Linked DNA regions of Homo sapiens: all the other regions are linked to region 1. Evidence: chromatin loops called from intact Hi-C (ENCODE). Cell type or tissue: PC-9. All regions are shown on one strand.

What was found. Hi-C counts contacts between places; a loop is a spot of excess contacts. Peaks named below come from ENCODE experiments on the same cell type or tissue, not always from the same donor. Only the 100,000 strongest peaks of a DNase experiment are listed, where the experiment ranks them.
Region 2: a loop joins it to region 1, with 9 times the contacts of the local background. A loop is called at or near these places in 16 of 110 quality-filtered maps.
Region 3: a loop joins it to region 1, with 4 times the contacts of the local background. A loop is called at or near these places in 96 of 110 quality-filtered maps.

Annotation. Positions count from the first base shown.
Region 1 is chr16:84,276,133-84,278,632 of GRCh38, reverse strand. No RefSeq gene overlaps it. Among named protein-coding and RNA genes, the nearest start is that of WFDC1, 17 kb to the left of the region's middle. In PC-9, CTCF peaks have their summits at 1,008 and 1,208 (motif pointing left); no DNase peak of the experiment used is centred here.
Region 2 is chr16:84,621,135-84,623,634 of GRCh38, reverse strand. No RefSeq gene overlaps it. Among named protein-coding and RNA genes, the nearest start is that of COTL1, 4.3 kb to the right of the region's middle. In PC-9, CTCF peaks have their summits at 636 (motif pointing left), 1,124 and 1,326 (motif pointing right); DNase peaks (open chromatin) are centred at 654 and 1,314; H3K27ac peaks cover 368 bases.
Region 3 is chr16:84,474,433-84,476,932 of GRCh38, reverse strand. MEAK7 (MTOR associated protein MEAK7) reads left to right here. Exons shown (of 8, transcript NM_020947.4): 8 at 1-578. Among named protein-coding and RNA genes, the nearest start is that of ATP2C2-AS1, 8.3 kb to the right of the region's middle. In PC-9, no CTCF peak of the experiment used is centred here; a DNase peak (open chromatin) is centred at 1,152; H3K27ac peaks cover 1,350 bases.

The sequences.
Region 1 (2,500 bases):
TTCTCTTGCAGAGAGAAGTAAAGGCATATCCAGGCAGGGGGCATGGCAGGTGCAAAGACCCTGAGGTGCACGGCCCTGTGTTCAAGCCACAGCCCTGCTGCTTCCCAGAAATGAACCTTGAGGCAAGTGTGTGAGTTCTCGGAGCCTCAGTTCCCTCCCCATCAAATGGGATAATAACCACGCCTGCCGCACAGGAGCGCTGCGCAAATCAAAAATGACTACCCGTGAAAAGAAAAACAGCCCAGTGAAAACTAGGAAATTCATCACTATCATCTCCATCCACAAATCACATCAGTCCTTCCCACAAGGCAAGCTCCTATCGACTCTGATGTTTGTTACCTGCATTTTAAGCAAATCATGTCTCTAAGTCAGGGGAGCAGAAAAGAATTAAGATCTATAAAATTAACAGAGCCCAATACTAAGAGGCATTACCAGAACCAACATCTTTCCCGAACAGTGGACATGTTTCTGTTTGGTATATCCACACCTCTCATGGCCACAGGACAGCCACCTGTATATCATTAGTTTGGCTAACACTGTACTCCCTAAATGAAAGGAGGTTTCAAAGGAAAATCTTAAATGCTAAAAACTTTAAAATGGTGAAACTTTTAAAAGGTATTAGGATAATTGCCACAATAGTACTCTAGCTTTTGCTACCTTGATAAGTGTATTTAGCAGAATCTGAGAGAACTGGTCCAGGGTAGATGTAAGTGAGCATAATTGAATTAATAGAAAGAAAAAGAGAAGAGAGAGAGAGAAAGCGAAAAGAAAGAAAGAAGCCAGGCGCGGTGGTTCATGCCTATAATCCCAGCACTTTGGGAGGCCAAGGCAGGCAGATCGCTTGAGCCCAGGAGTTCAAGACCAGCCTGGCAACATAGGGAAACCCCATCTCTACTGTAAATTTAAAAAATTAGCGGGGCATGGTGGCACATGCCTGTAATTGCGGCTACTCAGGAGGCTGAGGTGGGAGGATTGCTTGAGCCCAGGAGGTTGAGGCTGCAGTGAGGTGAGATTACACCATGGCACTTTAGCCTGGGCGACAGAGCCAGACTCTGTCTCAAAAATAATAATAATAAGGAAATAAAGAAAGAACTGGAGTTGCCAACAGACAGTGAGACAGCTAGGGCCCCAGGTAGGGGACTGCAACCCACCACGGAATTAGGCATCTGAGAGCGTCCGCGCCTGACGAGGCTCTGGCTCACAGCGCCCCCTGCTGGAAGCATCCAGATGCTACTAAGGGAAGAAGTGAGTTATTTAAACTACAGAGTATATAACATTGCCTAGTTCCAAGCTAACTGGCCTGGTTAATCTCCTCCCTTTATAAAATGAAATTTGTCATGATTTGAACAGAGCTGGTTTGAGTTTAATCTGTCATCTCCACCTAACTGGCTAAGCGAAATAACAATAAAGACAACTACAGAAGAAGATGACATTCACAGATGCCCATCGGGGATGTAGCTTATGATCATAAAACATGGGGGTGGGGGTGGGGGGGGGCAAATGTTCAATCTTAAGGAATTGGTTATGGAATTATATAGATTTAGGCAATGGAATTCTATGCCCCTATTGAAATGGTACATAATTATTGACTTGGAAAAATGCTCGTAATGTATTGCTAAGTGATAAAAATGAATTATACAACATAATGTATTATATATTTCAGTTTTTGCAAAAAACATGTTTTTGTTTGTTTGTTTGTTTTGTTTTGGGGGGGATGGAGTTTCGCTCTTGTTGCCCAAGCTGGAGTGCAATGGCGCAATCTCGGCTCACAGCAACCTCCGCCTCCCGGGTTCAAGGGATTCTCCTGCCTCAGCCTCCCGAGTAGCTGGGATTACAGGCGCACACCACCACGCCCGGCTAATTTTTTGTATTTTTAGCAGAGACGGGGTTTCACCATGTTAGCCAGGCTGGTCTCTAACTTCTGACCTCAGGTGATCCCCCCGCCTCAGCCTCCCAAAGTGTTGGGATTACAGGCATGAGCCACCAGCAAAAAACACATATTTTAATGTATATACGTCCATTGGAAAATGTGAAGAAATACACATTAATACATTAGCATTTGGTTATTTCTAGGGGGTGACATCAGGAATCCTCCCTTTTTTACTTGCGTCTGCTCTCCCATTTTTCTATAAATGACAGCTCACATATATAACATGATAAAGTAACTCTCTAGCATTGAAATGGGATTACAGGAGAAGTATTTGACCTACCAAAAGGAATGGAACTGTTTTCCAAGATTTTGCAAAACCATTTGTTTTGAGTCAGTTCAATTAATCACATTTATTTAGCTTCAGAGAGGCCAAGGACTAGAATCTGACCCCTGTGGGTACTAGGTATCTTGACCTAGGTTCATACCCAAGTTGCGGCCTCAGCAACACACAGCTTTCCCTAAAGCAGAAGAAACCAAGAAACAGTGAGCATGGGCCTGCACAGCCCCTCCCTGTCCTGGGAAAGCAACATGCATGTGCCCAACACACCCATGCACACACACACACATACA
Region 2 (2,500 bases), 350 kb before region 1:
TTTTAAACTTTGGGATGCTGGGGAAAGCCCCTCTGAGGGAGGGGGTAACATTTGAGGTCAGAATGAGAAGTTAGCCATTCAGATTTTGGGATGGGGTGTGCCAAGCAGAGGGGTAGAATTTGCTTGAAGATGAAACTGATACACAAAGGAGGGCAAAGTAGAGACATGCAGAGCTACAGAGCCAGGAGTAAACCATGCCTGAATTCCACCTTCATCTGGACTCTTGTCAGCAGGTCTTTACTTTTTTTTTTTCCATTGTTCAAGCCCATTTGAATTGAGTTTTCTGTTGCTGACAACCAACAGTGTCCACAGTGAAGTAAATGCTTGTCACCCATAATAGACTTTAAGCCCTGAGAGGACTGGGAGATATTAGTCTAGTTCACATTTGCACACAAATAGCTCTTGTGTGCATTTTTATCACCAAAATGTAGGAATAAGAGATTTCTCAGAGACATCCAGATTTTTTGCTTTGCTGAAACAACCAGAAGCTTGGCATTGTGCATAGCAACTATGGCAGAGCTGAGAACCAGTGACTCTCTTTGGATGAGGAAGCTGCTCTGAGCATGAAACTTTCACCTGGAGGAAGACAGAACAGAGAGGATCACCTTTTCCAGAACAAATTTTCTTACATGGTCTGTGCTTGGTTCATTTACATTCCATGCCTGCCCCCTACAGGCAAGTAAGTTTGTGACCCCGCCTTGGACACGAAATAGGCTCAGTGCCAGGAAAGAATGAATGAATGGATGGATTAATTTATAGCAATTCCCAATTCCTTTTTTTTTTTTTTTTTGAGACAGAGTCTTGCTCTGTCGCCCAGGCTGGAGTGCAGTGGCCTGATCATAGCTCACTGAAGCCTTGATCTTTTTTGGTTCAAGCAATTTTCCCACCTCAGCCTCTCGCGAGTTGGGATTACAGGCACCTGCCACCATTCCTGACTAGCTTTTATTTTTATTTTTATTTAGAGACAGGGCTTTGCCATGTTGACCAGCCTGGTCTCCAAATTTTCGGCTGAAGCAACCCTTCTGCTTCGGCCTTCCCAATTGTTGGGATTACTGCGCCTGGCCTACTTCCCCAGTTCTTAACACAGTGCATAGCACATAGTTAAGTGTCAAATACTTTGATTTCTCTTAAAGAAACATGAATTGAATTAGATTGTTTTATATCACATGGATTGCAATTTAAACAAATATTTACACAGAATATTTATTTCTGATATGAGGTTTATTTTTCTCCTTTAGCTGGGCAAATGGACAGCAAGGTGCTCAAAATCAGGGTTCTCTTTCAAACCAATCCCTTACACTTTCGGTCCAGTAGAGGGCGATCGCAACAATGACTAGAAAGAGAACAGCAATGAAAGGAGGACTGAAGTGGGGCTTCCCAGTTCCCTACACATTCATAGGATTCCTCCAGGAACGCTGAACCATGGAGACTGAGGATTGAATTCAGTATGGCAGCCACGTTTCTGGGTGGTAGTTTAGCATTCTGAACAGATAATACATTCACGTGGTCGAGAACTAAACTAAAACAAGAAGGTATGTAGTAACACCCACCACCCTCCTACCCCAATCCCTAACCCTTTTTGCCTGACTTTCTGCTTCACCTCCACCACAGGTACTGTTAGTTTTCTCTTGTGTTCTCTACCAGAAGTTTCAATGCCAATGCCAATATAAACAAATGCAGGCTGGGCGTGGTGGCTCACGCCTGTAATCCCAGCACTTTGAGAGGCCAAGGCGGGCGGATCACCTGAGATGAGGAGTTCGACACCAGCCTGACCAACGTGGTGAAACCCTGTCTCTATTAAAAATACAAAAATTAGCCGGGCGTGGTGACGTGCACTGTAGTCCCAGTTACTCAGGAGGCTGAAGCAGGAGAATCACTTGAACCCGCGAGGCAGAGATTGCAGTGAGCCGAGATCGCGCCACTGCACTCCAGCCTGAGTGACAGAGCGAGACTCCCTCTGAAAAAAACAAAACAAATACAATATTAACACCCACCCCATTTTACCCAAAAGGTAGTGTTGTTCTGAACACACTATTCAGTAGCTAGCTTTGCGTATTCATGATCTATCTTGTAGAATGTTCCATACCAGCATCTAGAGAGGGTCCTCATCCTTTCTTTCTTTTACAGCTTCATAGTCGTGCATGGTTCACCAGCGTTATTACCTATTCATCTAGCCCCTCACTGATGGGGACTCAGGTTAGCCCTCACCTTCTGCCTTAAAAGTAAAGCTCAATGAATAACCCTGGATATATTTTGCACACATACAAGTGTATCTATTATCTATAGCAGTGACTTTCAGCCCCAGTCGAACGTAAGCATCACTCAGGGGGCTTTACAAAAATCCCCATACGGGTGGCACACAACTCTAATCCCAGCACTTTGGAAGGCCAAGGCGGGCAGATCACTTGAGCTCAGGAGTTCCAGACCAGCCTGGGCAACATGGCAAAAACCTGTCTCTACAAAAAAATACAAAAATTAGCCAGGCGTGGTGGCACGTGCC
Region 3 (2,500 bases), 200 kb before region 1:
GCAACACAGCAAGACCCTATGTTTAAAAAAAATTGTGTACCTGGTTTAGAAAAAAAAGATAAAAGGATACAACTTAAAGTCAGTCATCTTCCTGCCTCTTCTCCAGCTATTTTCCCTCCTGACAGGCAAAGGCACTGATGCAAAAATCACTCAGGTCTCCTCCCTGTGACTTGGTGCACACCTGGGCATCACTGTCTTTTACACACTGATGTGTCCCTCGCTTTCTTTTTTAAAGGGAGGTCCGTAACCACCCACCTGCCTCCCTCTTGTCTTTATGGACTGCGTGATGTCCCACCATATGGATGCTCTCGGGCCTAGCGTTCCACCGTCTGCAGCTGGGGAACATTTTGTTTGCAGCTAATCATTGTCATGAATATCGTTTATGTGTGCCTTGCTGTGATGGTGTCTGTGGGATAAACTCTTAGAATTGGAATTGTTGGATTGAGAGGTATATGCCTTTTATTTAGATATAGATGAATTAAAAAAACCTCTTGAGCTCAATTTATACTCAATATACCGGGGTGCCTGTTTGCCATGTTTTCAGCAAAACTGTATTAAAATATGTTTTTTTAACCTGATAGACAAAAACTATATTTTGTTGATATAATATTTACATACTTATGGGGTACATGTATTTGCTACATGTGTAGACTGTGTAATGATCAAGTGAGGGTATTTAGGGGTGTCCGTCAACTTGAGTATCCTTTCCACATTCCAAGCATTGCAAGTCTTCCCTTATGTCTACTGTGAAATACACAGTGCATTGTTGCCGACTCTGGTCACCCAGTGCTGCTATAGAACATGAGAACTTATCTCTTCTAACTGTATGTTTGTACCCCCTTGTGGGGCACCCGGTTCTGTTGCTGTTTGGGGTGCAACTAAGTAATCCTCATGGACCTAGGGGGACCGAACAAAGGGGGCGAACATGGGAATAAAAGACAAGAGACAAAAGAGTATGTTTGGAAGAAGGGGTCAGGGGGCACCTTGCCTCTAGTGGACAAGGGCCCTGAACTTTACACAGCCCTCCGTATTTGTTATGCAAAAGACATAGTGAGAAGGGGGGTGGAAGAAGGGGTCAGCTGCTCAGTCCGGAGTAGGCTTGCAAGACTGCATTCCTCAAACAACAGGCTCTAGATGTCGCAGTAGATAACCTTGGTGACAGGGAGTGATGGCCTCCAGCAAACCTGTTGGCAGGAGCAGTCATGAGTTTGCCCACATCCTGCATTCATGATAAACAGTTTGCTGTTTGATCACACAGCCTCCAGTGGAATGCTGAGTTGGTCACGTCCCACGGGCCTTCGGCTCCCTGCACCCACTAGCCGACATCTCTTGCTCCCTCCCTCCCACTCATATATCCTTCCCATCCTCTAGTATCTATCGTTCTTTTCTCTACCTCCATGAGATCCACTTTTTTTTTTTTTTAGCTGACATACATCAGTGAGAACATGCAGAATTTGTCTTTCTGTGTCTGCCTTTTTCACTGAACATAATGACCTCCAGTACCATCCATGTTGTTGCAAATGACATGATTTCACTTTTTATGGCCAAATAATATTCCATCGTGTATATATACTCTTCCTTTTTTAAAAAATTAAGTTCCAGGGTACATGTGCAGGATGTGCAGATTTGTTACATAGGTAAATGTGTGCCATGGTGGTTTGCTGAACCTATCAACCCATCACCTACGTATTAAGCCCAGCATGCGTTAGCTATTTTTCCTAATCCTCTCCCTCCCGCAGCCCTACCACCAACAGGCCCCAGTCTGTGTTTTTCCCCTCCCTGCATCCATGTGTTCTTACTGTTCAGCTTCCACTTATAAGTGAGAACATGCAGTGTTTGGTTTTCTCTTCCTGTGCCAGTTTGCTGAGGGTAATGGCTCCCAGCTCCATCCATGTTCCTGCAAAGGACATGATCTCATTCTTTTTGATGGCTACTTAGTATTCCATGGTATATATGTGCCACATTTTTAAAATCCAGTCTATCACTAATGGGCATTTGGGTTGATACCATGTCTTTGTTATTGTGAATAGCGCTGCCGTGAACATATGTGTGCATGTATCTTTGTAACATATGATTTATATTCCTTTGGGTATGTACCTAGTAATGGGATTGCTGCGTCCAGTGGTATTTCTGATTCTAGATCTTTGAGGAATCGCCACACTGTCTTCCACAATGGTTGAACTAATTTACATTACCACCAACAGTGGAAGAGCGTTCCTGTTTTTTCTTTTTTTTTTTTTTTTTTCTTGAGACGGAGTCTCACTCTGTTGCCCAGGCTGGAGTGCAGTGGCGTGACCTCCGCTCACTGCAAGCTCCACCTCCCCGGTTCACGCCATTCTCCTGCCTCAGCCTCCCGAGTAGCTGGGACTACAGGCGCCCGCCACCACGCCCGGCTAATTTTTTTGTATTTTTAGTAGGGACAGAGTTTCACCGTGTTAGCCAGGATGGTCTCGATCTCCTGACCTTGTGATCCGTCCACCTCAGCCTCCCAAAATGCTGG